Regions from separate parts of the Homo sapiens genome. Here region 2 is linked to region 1. The links are chromatin contacts, found by Hi-C in ENCODE. All regions are on one chromosome and are shown on one strand. The core of a region is the stretch at or near the end of the contact, and the rest is flanking DNA. Distances in the headings are between cores, read along the strand shown.

Region 1 (5,104 bases), core at 1,950-4,449:
AAGAACCTGCACCAAGAATTTACTTTTTTTTTTTTTTTTGAGATGGAGTCTTGCTCTGCTCTGTTGCCCAGGCTGGAGTGCAGTGGTGTGATCTTGGGCTCACTGCAACTCCTCTACTTCCTGGGTTCAAGCGATTCGCCTGCCTCAGCCTTCAGAGTATCTGGGACTACAGGCGTGTGCCACCACACCCAGCTAATTTTTGTATTTTTAGTAGAGACAGGGTTTCTTTCACCATGTTAGCCAAGCTGGTCTCCAACTCTTGACCTCAGGCAATCCACCCGCCTCGGCCTCCCAAAGTGCTGGGATCAGAAGTGTGAGCCAGTTCCTGGCCTTTCTTTTTTTTTTTTTTTTTTTGAGATGGAGTTTCGCTCTTGTTGCCCAGGCTGGAGCGCAATGGCGCGATCTCAGCTCACTGCAACCTCGGCCTCCCAAGTTCAAGCGATTCTCCTGCTTCAGCCTCCCAAGTAGCTGGAATTACAGATGCCTGCCACCACGCCCGGCTCAAAAATTTACTTTTATTTTTAACATGCCTTCGACAAGGATGCACACCAAAGTGAAATAATTATGAGATTGCTCCTTATGACAGCTGAAGTAAAACAAAGGATAAAAACTATAAATGACACGGCATCATTTTATATTGGCATCAACAGAGGTGGGGTAGTCCCAGCTCTGCCACCCTAAACTGGGTAGCCTTGGGGAGATCCTTCATTTTTCTGAGCCACAGCTAAGCACACCCCATGCAGTGCTAGATTTCGGAGATCTAGCTTTCTAGATCTGATGGGTCTAGTGGTGGGAAGGTGGTATGTGTGCTTCAAAGAAAGCAAGTACAGGGCAATGTGCTAAAAGAAAAACCACCAAGACTCACTCAAGCTTAATGCTCTTTGTGCCATTAGCAACATGACAGAGAAAAGGCTGCATATAAGGCCTCTGTCGTGTGCATAACTTTGGCTTTAATGAGCCAACCCAGCAAAGAGTACCATTAAGGTGAAATCTGGAAACAACCAGTTGTCCCCAACCTTCTACAAAATCACCCTACAGCTTCTAAAACTCAAGAGAGATGCAAAACAGTAAGAGAACACTCAGAGAAAGGCAACATTTGGCCACAAGGATGAGGCTTTTCAGCCTAGACCTGCAGAAGCAGAGTATGGTCCGATGCACAGCGGGGAACTTGGACCTTTTCACCAAATCCCAGTGCCTGAATTCTTCAGGAGGTAACACGCAGATATCTAACAGGAAGTGCTTCTGATAGGCGGTGCAGTAAACATCTGGAATGCATCACAGCCAGGGAATAGCACAGACAGGATAGCACAGAGAGGATATAAGACCTTCAAGATGGCTCAAAAGACCTTGGGGTTGATGAACTATGCTGTTACTAAGGACTGTTTGGGGTACATTGATCATTGTTAGGGTAAAAAGCAGGTGATACAGTCCAGTCCTGTCCTCACACTTCACAATTTTTACTGGAGACAAGAATGGGCAGGATAAACTATGGGGCCCATAGGACCCTCCCATCGTCTGCTGTCTATCTGGCCGGAAAGCATGATGATGAACAAAGCAACCTTGCCTCTGTCAGGCACACCTATAATGGTTCCAAGAGCCACATTCCGACTGTTGTACTGCGGGTGGCAATGGAACGGTCTTCCGATTACCTAAAATGCCACAGATTCCCTTCTTCTCTAATACGCATCCGATTACCATAGAACTCTAAGATATCTTTTAAAACCTAGTCATATTAAAAGTTCCTTTTTCTCCATTAATCAGTCTGCCCCAAAGAAGCTTTTCCGTATTTCACAGGATCCTTAGAAGAGGCCAGCTAACTGTGATACCTAGCACCCTTATCTTTTCTCGATACACAGCGTCCTTCCTCCAGCAGAATCCTAAAATAGCAGCAGTCCGGATTAACATGGCTGTGAGGAGTAGGTGCTTAGCTGAATAACATCAGAATTAATGAGGGGCCGGACCCCAAACAGAGCCACCTGGTGGGCATGAACACCAGGCAGTTATGGGGCCGTTTCCTTCAACCAAGTGTCTGGTCCCTGGCTATCTCTGCTTCAGCCAGAACACATTCTGTCCCCCACCGAGGCTTTAAGGGCCAGCGCGCAGCACCCTCACCTTTCAGCAGGTCCGGGTGCACATAGCCCAACACGTCGGAGACCCCCAGCTCCTGGCGCGAACAGGTGCCTCCGTGGATGTGCAACCAGGCGGGCTCGGCGAGGGCAGTGCACAGCGCCGTGATAGACAGGGCGCCAGGCAGGGCCGAGGCCAGGCTACGCTCCGGCTGCTTGGGCAGAGCGCTGCCTCCCGGGCTCCTCCGCCGGCGCCCGCCGGGCAGCCCTGCGCCTCCGGGGGCGTACATGCCCGGGGCCGCCCGCCGTCGCTCCGCAGTCGCTGCTGGTCGCCGCCGACCTCCGCGGGGCGCGCAGAGCCTGACAGTCCGGTGGAGGATAGCAACGCTCCGGGTTCGCTGCAGGTGAAGCCGGGACTGGGCTGTCAGGGTTGACACCAGAGGATAGGGGGGTGGGACCCGGGGCTGACGGAGACGGGGAGGGCTGCGGGAATTCGGGGGGCGGAGACAGGAGACTCCGGAATGGGACTGCGGGACGACAACCGAAGAGGGCCAGGGGCCAGATGGGGTCTGGGCAGACTCGAGTGGGGGGCGGAGGGATCGGGGATCGGCTACTGCTAGAGCAAAGACCCGGAGTCAGGGTCTCAGCCAGAGGATGCCGAGGGGCGGAGGACCGGGCTGGGCCGCGGGGATCGGGGACCCGTGATCTGGGACCGGCGGTTTGGGGTGCGACCTGTGCGCAGAAAAGACCCTCCCCACGCCGCCCACTGTTCCTCACCAGTCAGCAGGCCCCAGGGCTGGGATGGTGCTGCTCAGCCCAGTCACGGGCTTCTCGGCTGCCGGGGGCCGAGCGTTCCCAGGCCCCAATCCCGCAACGCCCGGACAGACCCGGGGCCGATGCACTTCCGGCTTCCTCCTCCTCTGCCTCCGCCTCCTCCGGCTCCCCGCCCCGTCCCCCGCGCGCGTCACAGCCTGGGCGCGCCGCCGGCTCTGCGCAGGGCCTCACGGGACTGGTAGTTCGAGGCGGTCCCGCGATGCTTTCCCTGCCGAGGTGAGGGGAGCGACTACAACTCCCAGAGGGTATGGCGGCCGCAGCAGTGGGCAGTTGAGTTTCCGGGGCGACCCAGGTCCTCCGGCGGAAGCGGGAGCCTCTGTCGGCCGCGGAAGCCTGGAGTGGGCGGTACGCAGACGCGCGCGGTGAGACCCGCTGTCTGCTCAGCGGACTCTGCCCGCCCCCACCTCCCCCTGCGTCGGGCCGACATGAAGGACTCGCTGGTGCTGCTGGGCCGTGTCCCGGCGCACCCGGACTCCCGCTGCTGGTTCCTGGCCTGGAACCCCGCGGGGACCCTGCTGGCCTCGTGCGGCGGCGACCGGAGAATCCGCATCTGGGGCACGGAGGGTAAGGCCCAGCCTGGTTGCGCGGCCCTCAGCGCTGAGGGCTCAGCCTGCGCGTAGTGCAGGCGCTCAGCCTGCAGGGGAGGCTGAACCTGTTCCTGGCGGAGGGAGAGTGGGATGTTAGCCACGCCGAGAAGGGCTTTACAGGCAAAGAAGTCTGCGACTGTTGGGAGGAAAAACGTCAGCAGACAAGCTGAAATGTCAAGGGAATTGTGTTAGCTGCAGAGGCAGGAAAATGGGAAAAGAGAGGTGTTAGGAAAGTGGCCTTCAGAGTAACTTGCGACTGGATGGTCACATTTTATCCCGAGGGCATTGGGGAACCAATAGCAATTTTAGATCAGATTTGTTTTAGAAAGATGCCTCCAGAGGTTGGGCGCGGTGGCTCACGCCTGTAATCCTAGCAGTTTGGGAAGCAGAGGCGGGTAGATCACCTGAGGTCAAGAGGTCAAGACCAGCCTGGCCAACATGGTGAAACCCCGTCTCTACTAAAACTACAAAATTAGCTGGGCGTTGTGGCGGGCACCTGTAATCCCAGCTACTCGGGAGGCTGAGGCAGGAGAATCCCTTGAACCCAGGAGGCGAAGATTGCAGTGAGCCGAGATTGTGCCATTGCACCCCAGCCTGGGCATCAGAGCAAAAACTCCGTCTCAAAAAAAAAAAAAAAAAAAAAAAAAAGCTTCCAGACGAAGTAGATTCATTTGCATCTTTGTAAAAGCTGTGAAATACACTCCCTGAGCTTTCCCCCACTAGCTTGATTCCAGTGCTAGCCCCTGATATTGAATGGCTTCATGGTGCTGCACCCAGCTCCAGAGCCTGGCCTGCGCTCCGCCTTTAGGTGACAGCTGGATCTGCAAGTCTGTCCTTTCTGAAGGCCACCAGCGCACCGTGCGGAAGGTAGCCTGGTCCCCCTGCGGTAATTACCTGGCCTCTGCCAGCTTTGATGCTACCACTTGCATTTGGAAGAAGAACCAGGATGACTTTGAGGTACCCAGGCTGGTTGGGACCAGAATTATTGCCTGTTTCCTCCCCAGGGCTGGTTCAGGAACCTGAGCCAACCTGCGCCAGTTGGGCTGTACCCATGGGAAGGGGCTTAGGGGTGTTAGCTGCTGTTAATTCTCATTTTCTTTCCCCTTTCACAGTGTGTAACCACTCTCGAGGGCCATGAAAATGAGGTCAAGTCAGTGGCTTGGGCCCCATCTGGCAACCTCCTGGCCACTTGCAGCCGAGATAAGAGCGTTTGGGTCTGGGAAGGTGAGGCCAGGTCCCTCCAGGTGGATTGGGAACCACCTGACAGCCCCCTCTGTGTCCCTGACAGGGTCGGCTCTTGGGTCCCCTTTTTCTCTCCCACAGTTGATGAAGAGGATGAGTATGAATGTGTCAGTGTTCTCAACTCCCACACACAGGATGTCAAGCATGTGGTTTGGCACCCAAGTCAGGAGGTAAGAGTCAAGCAGGGACTCTTGTGGGAAGGGCTCTGGTGTGCAGGCTTGTGCCCAGCCTTCCTCTGCTTTTCAGCCTTAATCTAGCTTTTACGGAGAGTTCCATCTGTGAACAAAAAACATTAGTCCCTTTATAAAAACAGATCCGGCTGGGTGTGGTGGCTCACACCTATAATCTCAGCACTTTGGGAGGCCATGGTGGGTG
Region 2 (5,104 bases), core at 1,126-3,625, 2.9 Mb after region 1:
TAAAATCTCCTGGTAGTCAAGGCCATCCTCAATGTGATCCAAGCCCCTATCTACCTTTAAACTTTACTTCTCACTCTTCCTCTTCAGATACATGCTCAACCAAACTACTTATTTCGTAAGACAGCACAGGAATTTGAAGACTCTTAGATGAATTTCTGACTTCTGAAATTATTTTTCCTCCAAAGCCCCAATCAAACTCCACCTCTACCTTTCCACCCTCACATGACCTTTAACTGTTTAAATCCTCATTGCGTTTATCTATAGATATCTCTCTCCTGGCACTTATTCCCTGTATTAGCGCTATTTGCATTTTGGTCTTAACCCATCTATGTGACATCATTGTCTCTGTAACCTCTACGGGATCAGTGAAGCACCCTAGAGCAGAACTGTGATTCTCCTGCTTCAGATTCCTAGTGCAGCCAAAACTTGAGCAGTGTTCCACCTGACCAACACAGTACACCATCTCTCTTTTGGGATTCAGTATACCAGAGTCGTTGGGGCCTTGGGCTCCGACTGTGACTCTACCACCTCCTAGTGGCAGAACTTGAAAGCGAACAATACTTTTTATGCTGTAAAACGAGAATACCATCAACTCCTACTTGATAGGGCAATTGGTACGGATGAAACGAGATCATGCTTTTAATGTTTTCTGCAATGCCTGGCACTCAGCACTGAAACGTGATATCTATGCTTATTGCTGTTGTCACTGTCATCATTATCATCAAATAATGCCCCAGGCAAGGTAGAGTTTACAGTTATTTTTTCTTTTTTTTGAGACGGAGTCTTGTTCTATTGGCAGACTGGAGTGCAGTGGCGCGATCTCGGCTCACTGCAACCTCCGCCTCCCGGATTCAAGCAATTCTCCTGCCTCAGCCTCCCAAGTGGCTGGGACTACAGGTGCGTGCCACCATGCCCGGCTAATTTTTGTATTTTCAGTAGAGACGGGGTTTCACCATGTTGGCCAGGATGGTCTCGATCTCTTGACCTCATGATCCACCTGCCTCGGCCTCCCAAAAAAGTGCTGGGATTACAGGAGTGAGCCACCGCGCCCGGCCGGTAGAGTTTGTAGTTCTGACCAAAGCACCAAACCATAAAGGGCTCCCCTCTGCTGCCCCAAAGCTTCTGTAACACTTTAATTATAAGAAGCTTAAACTAGAAAGAACAGAGGGAGCTTAGTCCAGACCGGGAGTGTCGGGGGTTGGGGAGCAGGAGCTGATCTTATCAATTTAATACATAAATATTGAGTGTCTACTGTGAGCCAGGGTTGTGCTGGGTGTTAAGGAATATTTGGGTATTTCTCAACATTGAATAATACGAAAAGTCTCACTTGTCTCCTCCACAACCCTGCGCATTTCTCACACCGAACCTCATCCGTTTAAGAAAAACTTTTCTTCTTCTACCGCTACATAATTTTACTTTGGCTTGCTTTAAATGCAAATGTTTAAACAGAAAATTAAAAATAATCGTATAATAAACACCCTTATTACCCATCACCGAAATTTTTAAAATTAGCATTTTTGCTCAAATAGAGCTTCGATTTTTAAGAAATTTTTGCTTAAGGAAAATTAACTAAAGACATCATAGCATCTCTTTCTAAAACACTTTGGTCTGCATCTCTAAAAATTAAGGAAAGTTTTGGAAAAAAAATCATATTGCCTAAGAAAATAATTTTAATGCCCCCCAATCTATATTCAAACTTTTCTAATAGATCCAAAAATGTCTTTTAAAGTTCGTACAAACCCAGGTCCTATCAAAGCTTATATATTACATTGCGTTATATCTTATATCTCTTAAGTCTTTTAAAATCTAGACTAGTAGCCTCCCCACCTTTTCTAGGTAACATCAATCTATTAAAGATCTAAAAGAAAGCGGCCCAGTTGTCCTATAGAATATCCCACCTTCTGTATTTAACTGCTTCTTCGTGGTGTGGAAAAATCATTTTTAACTCTTTCACTTCACCCCAGACACAGCAGGAACCAGCTCCTTTTCCTCAGGTCCTCCCCGCCTTGGCTCATTGCTCACCTTTCAGAACCTGCAGGAGCAGATCAATCCCCTCTTGGTAACACACCAGAGCCTGCGGATACCGCGACTCCGAATCTAGTTCTACTGCCCGCTTTAGCACAGTGGCTGCAGCTGTGCTCTGCGGGTCCTGCCTCAGCCCGGACTTCGCCATAATTCTGGAAGTTCTCCTCCGCCTCAACCCAGGATGAAGTTGAGCGGGTCTGCTGCGCTTCCGGGAAGTGGTCATGTGATACCCAGGCGCCTGCGCTCTCTTTCTAGGGACTTTCCTGAGTGGGAGGGATTTCGCCGGAACAAAAATGCCTCAGTTTGGAGGTCGCGCTCACTGCGACGGCAGGCTTTGAGTGTAGCACTTGGTAGTTCTTCCTCTGCTCTGCTTCCCTTCGGAGGAAAATTTCAGGCTGAAGGTTTAGCGGGTGCCGGTGAGTGGGGAATGAGTGGCGGAGAGTGCGGCATTCTTCGCAAGGTGTATCCGGGAACCCTCTGCAGATCCTAATTGATTTTCCCTATTGCGTACTGAATTGGCCGGTTACGGCAACCTAAATGGGTCTGCCCCTGATCCCGTCACATTGGCTCCCGTAAGGCCATTGGCCTGCAGGATCCCCCCGTTTCCCAATTTGCAGGATCCAGGGCCACGCGGCTTTTTGTGCCCAGACTCTTGGAGCTCAAGAACGGAGCCGCCGAGGCTGGACAGCTTGGGAAAGGGAACCCAAGCAGCATTTTCTGTGCTGCTGCTTTATTCATAACTTAGGGTTGCCACTGGGTATTAAGGTTGCTTTTTTTTTTTTTTAATGAAGACAGAAAATTGCCTTTATCTTTGTATTGCTTCATTTTATAATGCAAACATCCAAGAGTTGGCAGTTAGAATATTTGCCATTTTATTAAAACTGTGATTTGTTACCATTTTGATCGAGACCTACCAAAAGCTGTTTGTTCTGCCCTTTTTGCCAAGAGGCAGTAATGAGGGCTGCCTACTGCTTGTTAGGCACTAGGAGTTCAGAGAAGAGACACGCTTCCAGCTTTCAGAGATCTCTGGTATCTCTGCAAGAGTGATTCCATGTTTTGCATTTCAGAAGTGTTTTTCCCCCTTTAATAATTGTATACATTGTCGGTTTAGAAAAAGAAATCGATTTTTAACATTCCTGTTGCATGCATGCTCATTGTAAAAAGACAAAAGAACTATCGGTCGCTGGGGGGGAGAAGGGGGAGGAAAAACGCCTTTTTTCATACCCCCAGGGGTATGTTAACGTTTTTCTGACAACCTTCCAGAGTTTTTCTGTGATTACACACGTTCACAGACATTTAAAAAAATAGAAATGGGATCATACTTCTCCTGTGATGCCTGATATTTTCCTGTTTTACAGAAGACAGCGTAATTGTTTCAGGGTCCAGGAGTTACGTGCCTAATTATTAACAGTAACTTTTACTTTATTAAAACGTATTCCTTGCCGGGCGTGGTGGCTCACGCCTGTAATCTCAGCACTTTCGGAGGCCGAGGCGGGAGGATCACGAGGTCAGGAGATCGAGACCATCCTGGCTAACACGGTGAAACCCCGTCTCTACTAAAAATACAAAAAATTAGCCGGGCGTCCGGGCGGGCGCCTGTAGTCCCAGCTACTGGGGAGGCCGAGGCAGGAGAATGGCGTGAACCCGGGAGGCGGAGCTTGCAGTGAACCCAGATCGTGCCACTGCACTCCAGCCTGGGCGACAGAGCGAGACTCCGTCTCAAAAAAATAAATAAGATAAAATAAACGTATTCTTTGAGTCAAACGTGGTGACACACACCTAGCTCCAATTACTGGGAAAATTGAGGATTGCTTGAGGCTGAGTTCAATACCAGAAACATAGCGAGACTCTGTCTCTAAAAACTTGTAACTTTTGACTATCACACCTTCAGAAGTCTGTAAATATTTAAACTTCAGTTATTCTGCAAAAATATATTATATGTCTGCTATAGGGCAGATACCGCTTTACACAGATGTTTGGGATACTTCTATGAATATAACAGACCCAAAACAACAAAATCTAAAAACCCTTTTCCTATGGAATTAGCGTGCTATTGAATGTACATGCACTAAACAACAAAACCTAACAGATAATTAAGTTACGTTAGAAGATAAGCACGATAGAAAGCAGTGAAGAGGAATTGGGAGTGTTGACAGTTGGGGTATGGGTGAAAATGTTAAATGATGTGATCTGGGTTGACCTCATTGAAAAGGTGAGATTTGACCCAAAAATTGAAAAAGATAAGGAAATTAGCCATGTAAATATCAGGATCATTCCAGGAGAGGGAATGGTCAGTCAAAGGGAGCATGCCTGCTTGACTAGTTCTAGATCAAACAAGGGGGGCAGCATGTCTGGTGATTGAGCAAGAGAGTAATTGGAGATGGAGTCCTGGAGGTGGGGAAGGTTGGTAGTGCTGTACTACAAAGACATGAGAGGGTGAGGGTTAAGAATTAGAGTTGGGGGTGGTGGCCCATGCTTGTAACCCCAGCACTTTGGGAGCCCAGGCGGGCGGATCACCTGAGGTCAGGAGTTCAAGAGCAGCCTAGCCAACATGGTGAAACCCCGTCTCCACTAAAAATACAAAAATTAGCTGGACGTGGTGGCAGGTGCCTCTGATCCCAGCTACTCAGCAGGCTGAGGCAGGATAATCGGTTGAACCCAGGAGGCGGAGGTTGCAGTGAGCCAAGATTGGGCCACTGCACTCCAGCCTGGGTGACAAAGCGAGACTCTGTCTCAAAAAAAAAAAAAAAATTGATTTTCACTGTGATCAAAATGGACAAGCATTGGAGGTTTTAATTTTTTCATAAATAAACTTTATTTTTGAATAGTTTTAGATTTTCAAAGAAGTTGTGAAGATGGTATGGAGTTTCTGTATATGCTACACTGTTTCCCCCTTTCATGTTTGGTATACCTGTGTACAGTTGATGAACCAATATTGATACGTTATTAAAGTCCATACTTTATTTAGATTTACTTAGTTTTTGCCAAATGTCCTTTTGCTATTCCAGGATCCCATCCAGGATACCACATTACATTTAATGGTCATGACTTCTTCCTTAGGCTCCTCTTAACTGTGACA

Evidence for each region. Hi-C counts contacts between places; a loop is a spot of excess contacts on that map. Pooled maps may share reads with other maps.
Region 2: a pooled map shows a loop between it and region 1 (18-fold over the local background). The contact joins the promoter of MRPL30 here to the promoter of CIAO1 in region 1. A Hi-C loop is called at or near these places in 5 of 50 pooled maps.

Annotation. Positions count from the first base shown.
Region 1 is chr2:96,263,026-96,268,129 of GRCh38, forward strand. It overlaps CIAO1 (cytosolic iron-sulfur assembly component 1), which reads left to right and starts at 3,200. Exons shown (of 7, transcript NM_004804.3): 1 at 3,200-3,464; 2 at 4,296-4,444; 3 at 4,600-4,711; 4 at 4,811-4,899. The coding sequence starts at 3,326. It overlaps TMEM127 (transmembrane protein 127), which reads right to left and starts at 2,972. Exons shown (of 4, transcript NM_017849.4): 1 at 2,844-2,972; 2 at 2,113-2,487. The coding sequence starts at 2,356. RefSeq lists silencers at 2,232-2,541, 2,592-2,801, 2,812-2,861 and enhancers at 3,092-3,281, 3,512-3,791, 4,389-5,104.
Region 2 is chr2:99,178,809-99,183,912 of GRCh38, forward strand. It overlaps MRPL30 (mitochondrial ribosomal protein L30), which reads left to right and starts at 2,376. Exons shown (of 6, transcript NM_145212.4): 1 at 2,376-2,441. MITD1 (microtubule interacting and trafficking domain containing 1) reads right to left here and starts at 2,250. Exons shown (of 7, transcript NM_138798.3): 1 at 2,023-2,250. The coding sequence starts at 2,173. RefSeq lists enhancers at 1,918-2,057, 2,068-2,297, 2,318-2,367 and a silencer at 2,585-2,757.